2 separate regions of the Homo sapiens genome follow, and region 1 is linked to region 2. A link is an interaction called in ENCODE POLR2A ChIA-PET data of the cell type or tissue named here. Cell type or tissue: Panc1. All regions are shown on one strand. Links, peaks and the distances in the headings refer to the core of each region. The heading gives the core; the rest is flanking DNA. Region 1 has its middle 42 kb from the start of MTF2. Region 2 overlaps DIPK1A (divergent protein kinase domain 1A).

Region 1 (5,387 bases), core at 163-5,162, 110 kb before region 2:
GAGACGGGGTTTCACCATGTTGGTCAGGCTGGTCTCTAACTCCTGACCTCAAATGATCCACCCTCCTTGGCCTCCCAAAGTGCTGGGATTACAGGCATGAGCCACAGTGCCCGGCATCCATAATGCTTTTTAAAGTATATTCTAGATAACTTAAATTTTTAGCTGTGTGAAAAGTAAGGCTACAATTTTCATCCAGAATGTTCAAGATAAATAGTGAAGCTATAGAGAGCAAAAAGTAATTTTAAAACAATAATTCTCATACAAACTAAAGTTATTTCCAGAAAGTGTTGGAGGGTTGATTGCATTTGCTTATAACAGGTTCTTGTGCTACTGTGAAGAATTGTTCAGAGATCTGTTCTGGAATCTATTAATAATGAGTTATAGAAGTTATAAAGTTATATCTTTCCAATGCATTTTAATTTCCTTTTGAAAATACTTTATTATTTAAGGTTCTAGGCCAGAAAGGAATCAAGCTGCTGCCCTATGTTGCCAAGGATCTAAAACCATCCTCCAGTTGTGACTCAAATAAGAACTACTTCATAGGAGAAAAAAAATACATCCTGCTGATAACATATATCAGTGACAATGTCACACTAAGTGTCCATCTCTGATTAATCCTGCAGCCGAACCTGAGCTCCATGGAGATCTGTTTATTCCTCTATTCATTCAGCATCATGTTTAAATGCATACTGTGTATGAGGGATAATGTCAGGTACTGAATACAGTCCCAGCCATGAATGACACATTTCTTGCTTTCAAGGAGGAGTGAAGGAATTAGACCTTAAAAACCCTATAAGTACAGAATGTTATGGAAGTACAGAAAAGAAGCACAGAGAAATCAGTTTATGAATCTGCCTTGTTTTACTTTCAATTTTGCTCATAACAATCCTCACGACTATAATGAATGTCTTGTGTTTTCATTGCCAACAAGAATAGTACCCTTCCTACAGAATCCTGTTTAGGTTCTATAAGATTCCACCTTCTTAGAGAAGTCTTCCTGGACCATCACCAAGCCATCATAAATGTAATACATATCATTTGTTGATCAATACGTGCTAGGCCCTATTCATAAAATACTTTTATTATTTTCACATCTTTTTAAATATTTTTTATTATATTTTATTTTATTTTATATAACATTATATTATTATACTTCACATCTACATTTTGAAGAGGTGATTATTATGCCCACTTTACAAATGAGGAAAATGAAGCTTAGTGAGGTTGAGTAACCTCAAGTTCCTCCTGCTGCTAAGTAGTTGTGCCGGATTTGAAAAAAGGCCTGATTCTAAAGCCTGTTCTCATACACACTGCACTTCATGGTGTACCATTGTGTTACTCTGGACTCTTATAGCATTTGTCAACTGTATTACCCATTTATTCATTCATCAAGCATTAAGTGTCTATCATGAGGCTGGGTGCAGTGGCTTACGACTGTAATCCCAGCACTTTGGGAGGCCAAGGTGGGCAGATCACCTGAGGTCAGGAATTCGATACCAGCCTGGCCAACATGGTGAAACCCCGTCTCTACTAAACATACAAAAATTAGTTAGGTATAGTGGCAGGCACCTGTAGTCTGAGGCACAAGAATCGCCTGAACCCCAGGCGGCTGAGGTTGCAGAGAGCCAAGATCACACCACTGCACTCCAGCATGGGTGACAGAGTGAGACTGTTAAAAAAAAAAAAAGTCTATCATGTACAAAATGACTTGTCATTTACTGCCTAGGCTATTGTTTGTTTGCTGGGCTCTGTGTGTGTGCGTGTGTGTGTGTGTGTGTGTGTGTGTGTGTGTGTGTGGTTGCCTTGCCTTCTCAACCTGTTGTAAACTTGTCTTACAGTTGAGGACTTTTAGGTAGGTCCAACCATATAGCTTTCAGTTTGCATTTGATTTACATTCAGCTGATCCCTAAATCTTTTTTATTATACCTTGAAATGTGTCTCAGAGCTTTCTTCTTTTCCCTTGCCATTGCCAGTGCCCTAACGCATCATTTCTTGCCTTTTCTCCTGTTGGTCTCTGAGCCTCAGTTCTGTTTTTTTCCCTTCAAAGATTCTTCCTTCCTGCAGCACTTAGTTACATAGTTAAATCTGATCATATTACTTCTCTCTCTCTCTTTTTTTTTTTTTTGATTTTTTTTTTTTGAGATGGAGTCTTGCTCTGTTGCCCAGGCTGGAGTGCAGTGGCACGATCTCAGCTCACTGCAAGCTCCGCCTCCCGGGTTCACGCCATTCTCCTGCCTCAGCCTCCCGAGTAGCTGGGACTACAGGCGCTCGCCACCACGCCCAGCTAATTTTTTGTATTTTCAGTAGAGACGGGGTTTCACCGTGTTAGCCAGGATGGTCTCGACCTCCTGACCTTGTGATCCGCCCACCTCGGCCTCCCAAAGTGCTGGGATTACAGGCATGAGCCACCGCGCCCGGCCTCTCTTTTTTTTTTTTCTTTGAGAAGCTGGAGTGCAGTGGCGCAATCTCAGCTCACTACGACTTCCGCCTCCCGGGTTCAAGAGATCCTCCCACTTCAGCCTCCCAAGTAGCTGGGATCACAGGCACCCATGACCACACCCAGCTAATTTTTTTTTTTTTTTTTTCATTTTTAGTAGAGACAGGGTTTCACCTTGTTGGCCAGGCTGGTCTCGAACTCGTGGACTCAAGTGATCCACCCACCCACCTCAGCCTCCTAAAATGCTGGGATTACAGGCAAGAGCCACCTCACTGGGCCATTTCTTAAACACCTCAAATTCCACAGGACAAAGACAACATTCCTGGGCGGTAGCTTGAGGTTGGAGCCCTCCTCTCCTGGGCTGCTGTCTCCTGCACTCCCCTGCTCTGCACTTCACTCTCCAGCCCACTAGTCCAGTCACATTCCCTAAACAAAACGTGCTCTTTCTTTTTGTTTGTTTGTTTCTTGTTTTTTTAATTTTTAGACAGAGTCCACTCTGTCACCCAGGCTGGAGTGCAGTGGAGTGATCTTGGCTCATTGCAGCCTTGACCTCCCCAGCTCAAGAATAGCTGGAACCACAAGCGCAAGGCACAGCACCCTGCTACTTTTATATTTTTTATAGAGACGGGGTTTTGCCATGTTGGCCATGCTGGTCCCAAACTCCTGGACTCAAGTGATCCACCTGCCTCAGCCTCCCTAAGTGCTGGATTACAGGCATGTGCTGCTGCACCTGACCCAAACTATGCTCTTTAATAGTCCTGGGTCTTCTGCTATGTTACTCCCTCTGCTAGAATAAACTTCCTTTCTTTGTTCACATGGTGACCTCATCCTAATCCATCAAAAATCAGTTCAAATATTCTAGACTTTAGTCCCATTAGTGCCCAAATTAGAAGTTCCTTCCTCTGGGATTCACTTTGTTCATATTTCCATGTTTCACTATTCACAGTGTGATTTATATATGTTGACTTGCCTGCTTTCTTTTAGTCTGAGCTCCTTGAAAACAAAGGACCATGTCTTCTTCCTATATGTGCTATCATAGAGCAGCTTCACGATAAAATTAGGTGATAAATCAGTAATTAGACGAACAACATTTCTTTTTATAGCATTTATTTTTGCCTATGCTTTTTCATTACAGTTAGTCTACATTACCCACAAAAGAGTTAAAAAAAAAAACTACATGGGTTGTTTGTTATATGTTTCTTTCTCATAACATCTTTTTTCTTTCCCACTTCTATAATGGCAGGGAACCAGGAATTATACTCATGGGTGTCCTGGGGACCATCCTTCCTCAGTTCCCACTCATTCTGTCCAATTCTGAAGTATTAAAGGATCCTCCAGGCTTGCCCTCACTCTTAAGTCGTAGAGGTACTTTTTCATTCAGACTGATATCCTAGTTTTCTTTTCATTTGGACCATTCACCAGCCAGCTGTGATTTATTTCAATGGCCACCACTAGTCACAATAGAGAGACAAAATCAAATAAAATCAATATAATGGCTCTCACCAAATATTAAATCCTTTCTCCTCTGTCTTCAATAGACAGAGGCACCTGGCAGCTTCAGAGGCTGGTTTTCCCTGGTCCTTACCAGGATGTCTATTGTTTTCTGCTTATTTCAGGGAAAAGGTACTCATGTTTATCAGACCTCAGGAGTCAGTATTTTGTTGTAATTGGCCTGTGCTGGTCCCAGATCCTGGAGGTTGGAGCATATTTTTCCATGGAGAACTCCCTCTCCAGGCGTATCTGTACTCTATGTATTGAAGTGTTTTCATGCTAAGTAGATTTTTTGTTTGTTTTCGGAGATAGTGTCTTACTCTGTCACCCAGGCTGGAGTACAGTGGCTCGAACACCAGGCTGGAGTGCAGCCTCGATTCCCCAGGCTCAAGCGATCCTCTTGTTTCAGCCTCCTGAGTAGCTGGGACCACAGGCAAGCACCACCATGCCCAGCTAATTTTTTGACTTTTTTTGTAGAGACAGTGTTTCACTATGTTGCCCAGGCTGGTATTGAACTCCTGGGCTCAAGCAATCCTCCCACCTCAGCCTCCTAAAATGTTGGGATTACAGGCATGAGCCACCATGCCTGGCCTAAGTAGATTTTTTAAATATTCTAATTTCTTCAAAATTAATCAGTGAAGAGTTGGGCATGGTAGCACACACTTATAGTCTCCGCTACCAGAGAGGCTGAGGAGGGAGGATTGCTTGAGGGCAGGAGTTCCAAGGCCTAGTTTGCTGTCATCATGCCTGTGAATAGTCACTGCCCTGCAGTCTGGGCAACATAGTGACACCTCATCTCTAGAAAAAAAAAAAAAAGTACTGTACTAAACAATAATCTTTTTTATCTTTTGTAAAAAAATTTTTTTAATCAAATATCTTGTCAATTTCCTCTGGCAAATTGCATTATTCATAATATACAAAAAGTAGAAACAACCCAAATGTACACCAACTGACAAATGGATGAATAACACATGGCATATCTGTAAAAGTGAATATTATTCGGCCATAAAAAATGAGTGAAACACTGCTACATGCTACAACAGGGGTGAACCTTGAAAACCTTATGCTTGGCCAGGCACAGTGATTCATATCTGTAATCCCAGCATTCTGGGAGTCAATGGTGAGAGGATCACTTCAGCCCAGGAGCTCAAGATCAGCTCAAGCAGTGCTCCCATCTCAGCCTCCCAAGTAGCTAGGACTACAGGCATGCACCACCATACCTGCCTAATTTATCAATCTTTCTTTCTGAGGTGATGAAAATATTCCCAAATTGACTGTGATGATGGCTGTACCTATATGTGAATATACTAAAAACCATTGAATTGTGCATTTTAAGTGAGTAAATTGTATGATATATGAATTATATCTCAGTAAAGCTGTTTTTAAAAAGTGCTAAAATATAAAGCTTTTCCCTTTCTTCTGAGCTCTTCCTGGATTTGCAGTGGTATTTTTTATTTGC
Region 2 (5,387 bases), core at 171-5,170:
CAGTCCAGCCAAATCCAGCCAAATCAAATGTAAATCAACTTAACATTACAATTAAAAGATAGAGATTGTCAAGTTGGATAAAAGCATTGCCCAACTTTAAGCTGTCTGCAAGGCATGCACTTAACAAAAGATACAAAGCTTCAAAGTAAAAGGATGGGAGAGGATATACTGTGCAAACAAATAATTCGAGAGTTAGAATAGATAATTTAATAATGGAAAAGATGGACTTCAAGGAGTACTACCAGAGATAAACAGGGACATTTTATAATTTTAAAAACTCAATATATCAGAAAGACATAATCCCAAATGTATGTATGCCTAATTAGCTTCAAAATACATAAACCATAAAACTGACAGATGGAAGAAAGGATTCAAGTCCACAGTCATACTTGGAGATTTTCATATCCCTTTTAGAGCAATTAGTAGAACAACTAAGCCAAAAGTCTGTACAGATATAGAAGATCTTAATAGCCCTGTTAACCAGCTTGCCCCAGTTAATATTTATAGAACCCAATACCCAAAAAATACAGAATAAACAGTCTTTTTAGGTACCATGGAACTTTTACCAAGATAGACCATATCCAGGGCCATGAAACAAGTCTTAATAAGTTTTAGAAGATTGAGATCTAACAGAGTATGTTTTCTGATTACAGTTGAATTAAAATACAAGTCAGTAACAAAAAGATATTTGGAAAACCCCCAAAGATTTGGAAATTAGATAGTGTATTTCTGAAAATATTTTGAACTGAATGATAATAAAAAATGTGTTAGCATTTTTGGGATGCAGTTAAAGCACTGCTTACAGAGAAATTTATAGCTTTAATTGTTCATATTAGAAAGGAAGAAGTGTTAAAATGTAATATTTAAGTTACCAGAAGGTGGAAAAAAATAAGCAAATTAAACCCAAGAAAGAAGAAAGTAAAGACAATAGCAGATATCAATTAATTAGAAAATAGACAACAGAGACAATAAACAAAACCAAAATGGATTTTTTCAAAAGATCAAAAAAATTGAAAATGCCTAGAAAAAGCTTATTATATACCAATACTGATAATGAAGGAGGAGCATGATTATGTATCTGTAAACTTCAAAAAGATAATCGAATTCTAAAAACAACTTTACACCAATAAATTTGATGCCTTCGATGAAACAAATTCCTGGAAAAATGCAGCTTTCCAAAACTGACACAAAATTAAATTTAAAAACTGAATAGTCTTGGCCTGGCACGGTGGCTCACACCTGTAATCCCAACACTTTGGGAGGCTGAGGAGGGTGGATCACAAGGTCCGAAGTTCAAGACCAGCCTGGCCAACATGGTGAAACCCCCCATCTCTACTAAAAATACAAAAATAAGCCAGGTATGGTGGTGCATGCCTGTAATCCCAGCTACTCGGGAGGCTGAGGCAGGAGAATTGCTTCAATCTGGGAGGTGGAGGTTGCAGTGAGCCGAGATCGTACCCCTGCACTCCATCCTGGGTTGCAGCGCGAGACTGTCTCAAAAACAAAAGCAAAAAAACAAAAAAACCCCAAAAAACTGAATAGTCTTTTATGTGTCAAGGAAATTCACTTTGTGATAGAAAACATTCCTACAAAGAAAACTTCAGGCCCAGAGAGTATCAAAAGTGAATTCTCAAACATTTGTGAAAGACACTGTAAAATCTAACAAACAGCTTCAGAAAATGAAGAAGAAATAACTTCTCAACTAATTTTGTGAGGCTAGTATAATTCAGATACTAAAATCTAGTAAAGACATTATGAAAAGTTAAAAATCTCTTATGAACATACATAAAGCTGTTTAACAAAATATTAACAAATTGAATCCAGCTATAAATAAAAGGATTAATACAACATGACCAAGTGGGTTTTATCCCAGGAATATAAAATTGGTTTTGTATTTGAAAATAAATAAATGTAATCCACCACATTAATGATAAGGAGAAGAAATGTGGCCATCTCAATAGACACAGAAAAAGCATTTGACCAAAATCAGCATGGGGCTTAAATAAAATCCAGCAAACTGGAATTAGAAGATAGTTTCATCAATCTGATAAAGGGCATCTACAACATGACTTCAGCTAACATCATTCTTAGTAATAAGCCCCTGAGGACTATGCCTTTAATATCTGGAACAAGGCAAGTGCAGGGAGCCGAAGGCCCATGGGACATGACCAACTCAGCATTCCACTGGAAGCTATATGATCAAACAGCAAACTGTTTATCATGAATGCAGGATATGAGCAAACTCACAAGTGCTCCTGCCGACAGAAGATTTGCTGGACTCAATCACTCCCTGACACCGACGTTATCTACTGCGACATCTAGAGCCTGTTGTTCGAAGAATGCAGTCTTGAAAGCCTACTCCGGACCGAGCAGCTGACCCCTTCTTCCACCCACCTTCTCACTATCTCTTTTGCCTAGAAATACGGAGGGCTGTGTAGAGCTCAGGGCCCTTGTCCACTAGAGGCAAGGTGCCCCCTGACTCCTTCTTCCAAATATACTGTTTTGTCTTTGTCTTCTATTCCCGCATTCACTCCCTCTTTTTTCAGTTCCCCTTGATCCGTGCGGGTTATATAGTGGCGCCCTGAACAGCGACAGAATTGGGTGCTACACAGGCAAGGATACCATTCTCAAAATTTCTACTCAACATTTTTCTGAATGTCCTTGCCAATGCAATAAGGCAAGGAGAAGTAAAAAAAAAAAAGATTAAAAAGGAAGAAGTAAAAGCTCCCTATTCTCAGATTATTTATATAGTAGAATATCCTGAGGAATCAATTTTAAAACTACTATAAACAATAAGTAAATTTAACAAAGTCTTGAGATACAAGGGCAATAAAAAATTAACTGTTTTTACTTAAATAAGATTTAAAAACCAATTATCTTTTAATAGCATCAAAAATACTTAAGAATAAATTTAACAAACATGCACACCTCTACACTGAAAAGTATAAAATACTGCTGAGAGAAATTTAAAAAGATTTAAATAAATGGAGAGGTATGTTATTTGAGTCCCTAAATTCTGTTTCAGTTGAAGCCAATTAGAGATAGACTTTCCATGGACTAATAACGAAAAGAGTCTCAAGTAATATGCTGGAGATTGTAGTTTCGTTTTTGTTTTGTTTTGTTTTGTTTCGAAATATTCCATCATTTCTGTGTAACACTAAGCCTGATGGTTGGATTTGAGTTTAGCAGACCTGCCCCAGATGGAAGCCTGTTAAGACACTGGGAATTAGATTAGAAGTTATGCTCATCAACTATGCAGCTGTAGATTAGAGCAGACGATTCCACTAGTACATATGTTGACAGAATGGGGCCAGTGGTGGTTCATATACCTGTTTGTTGTCAAATACCAGGTCTAGATGTTTTCCTCATCCTCAAATGAGAGATCACATAGCAATATGGGACTTATAAAACTTTCAGAACAAAGGGAACATCATTATGAAGATTTAGAGGAAGAGCAACTCTCTGAAAATTATTTATTATAGAAATGTAAGAAATTTTGAAACTTTTCTAGCATCCTTAGTTGATTCAGGAAGATATAGCCTCTGTGGAACTGAAGTATAAAAGTATAAGGAACAGGCTGAGTGAGGTGGCTCATGCCTGTAATCCTAGCACTTTGGGAGGCCAAGGCAGGCAGTAACAAGGTCAGGAGTTCGAGACCAGCCTGGCCAATATGGTGAAATCCCGTCTCTACTAAAAATACAAAAATTACCCAGGCGTGGTGGTGGGCGCCTATAGTCCCAGCTACTCGGAAGGCTGAGGCAGCAGAATCACTTGAACCCAGGAGGCAGAGGTTGCAGTGAGCCGAGATCGTGCCACTGCACCCCAGCCTGGGCAACAGAGTGAGACTCCATCTCAAAAAAACAAAAACAAACATACATACACAAAAAGTATAAGGAGCAAATAGGCTGAGATGAAAAGGGAACAATAAGCATGGAAAGCTACAGGTAAACTGGACATGAAATAGCAGTGAAGATATAAACTGAAGACAGTGTTAAAAGCAGGATTCACCCTGAGGTGTACTGAAGCAATGATGTGGAAAACAGATTTGAGAAATTTTCTCAGAATGCAGAGGAAAAAAAAAAAAGGAGATGAAAACTGTGAGGGAGATGGTAGCTATGGATGACAGACTTTTCTACAGCACCAGTGCCAGAACTTGTGAGCCAAAGTTTTCAGGGGAAAAGGTTGTGACTAGAGAGTGTTGTACTGGCTGCATTTTGTTTCATTCTCGAAGGTTACAGACATTCATGTATGCCAGGGTTCAAAATATGCTGTGCACATAGCCTTCTTGGAGAACTAAAACAAATGAACAAAGTTTTAATTGACTGAAAGACAAATCAAAATGAACTTAAGAATAGGATTTATGTTACTAAACACCTTCAGACTTCCAGAGGACTGCCAGCAAGTATAGGGCCCTCCCGAGTTCTTAGAATCCTCATCTTAGCAAACCGCATTGATTGAACCGTGTCCATGGATGAGTCTGCAGAAATGTGTGTCGTGTTGGCATCTGGATTACACTTAAAAGCAAACAGTTCCCTCATGAGTTATTCTCCCCGGACGAAATTGTGTAGTTGGGCGCAAATAATTCGTCTGGAAAACCCTCTCCCTGAGGCATTATTTACCACAAGATCCAGAAGTTCAATTAAATAAGATTACAGTACAATAATGCTAAAAAAAAAAGAAAAGAAAAATTTCTCCAAAAAAACTGAAAAGAAATATTTCAAATGTTAAAAAATTAAATGACTACTAAGTTGTGATTTTCAAATCTTCTACTTTTGAAATGAGCATGTATTTTTCAATAAAACTATAGATAAAGGAAAATTGATTAAAATGCTGTTAACTAAGCAAAAGGGCATACAAAATAGTGAAACGAAAGCCAAAAACAATTAAGATTTTAATTAAACAGTTAAACTAGAGAACATAAATATTATTTAAATAGTAGTATTAGCTTAAACAATGTAAAAAGGAACATTTAAAATACTAACCTTTTTAGATTTAAAATTCTTAAATTTTAAAAACAGACGTTAAGTTCTTTGTGACTGCTCTACCAGGAAAAAAAAATAAATAAATAAATGTGAGGTCTTAATTTCTTTGTGCAGTAACCTCCAATCTGAGGCAAACAATTAGAGCACATTCTGATGACCTTCAAGCTTGAGGGCTTTCCAGGTAATTGTTCTTTAGGTGGAGAGCCAAGGGCTGAGGATAGAACTCCTGGTCCCTTTCCTTGTACCTTTTATAGATGACTTGCTTTCACTATCTTACTGACTACCCTGGTTTGGTACTTGAAAATAGAGGCAGGATCAAACTTTTAGCCTTCACTTTGGATCCTGTTCTTACCTACTGCCCAACTCCGAGGAGCTGGTCTTTCTCCAGACAGTACTTCCACTCCA

The links. ChIA-PET counts read pairs that join two places held together with the same protein. Peaks named below come from ENCODE experiments on the same cell type or tissue, not always from the same donor. Only the 100,000 strongest peaks of a DNase experiment are listed, where the experiment ranks them.
Region 1: POLR2A ChIA-PET joins it to region 2 with 10 read pairs; 3 of 35 experiments call an interaction of 5 or more read pairs at or near these places.

Annotation. Positions count from the first base shown.
Region 1 is chr1:93,034,266-93,039,652 of GRCh38, reverse strand. No RefSeq gene overlaps it. Among named protein-coding and RNA genes, the nearest start is that of MTF2, 42 kb to the left of the region's middle. In Panc1, for the core only: no CTCF peak of the experiment used is centred there; no DNase peak of the experiment used is centred there.
Region 2 is chr1:92,921,624-92,927,010 of GRCh38, reverse strand. The region is part of intron 1 of DIPK1A (divergent protein kinase domain 1A); the gene reads left to right. Among named protein-coding and RNA genes, the nearest start is that of DIPK1A, 37 kb to the left of the region's middle. In Panc1, for the core only: no CTCF peak of the experiment used is centred there; a DNase peak (open chromatin) is centred at 3,181; H3K4me3 peaks cover 293 bases.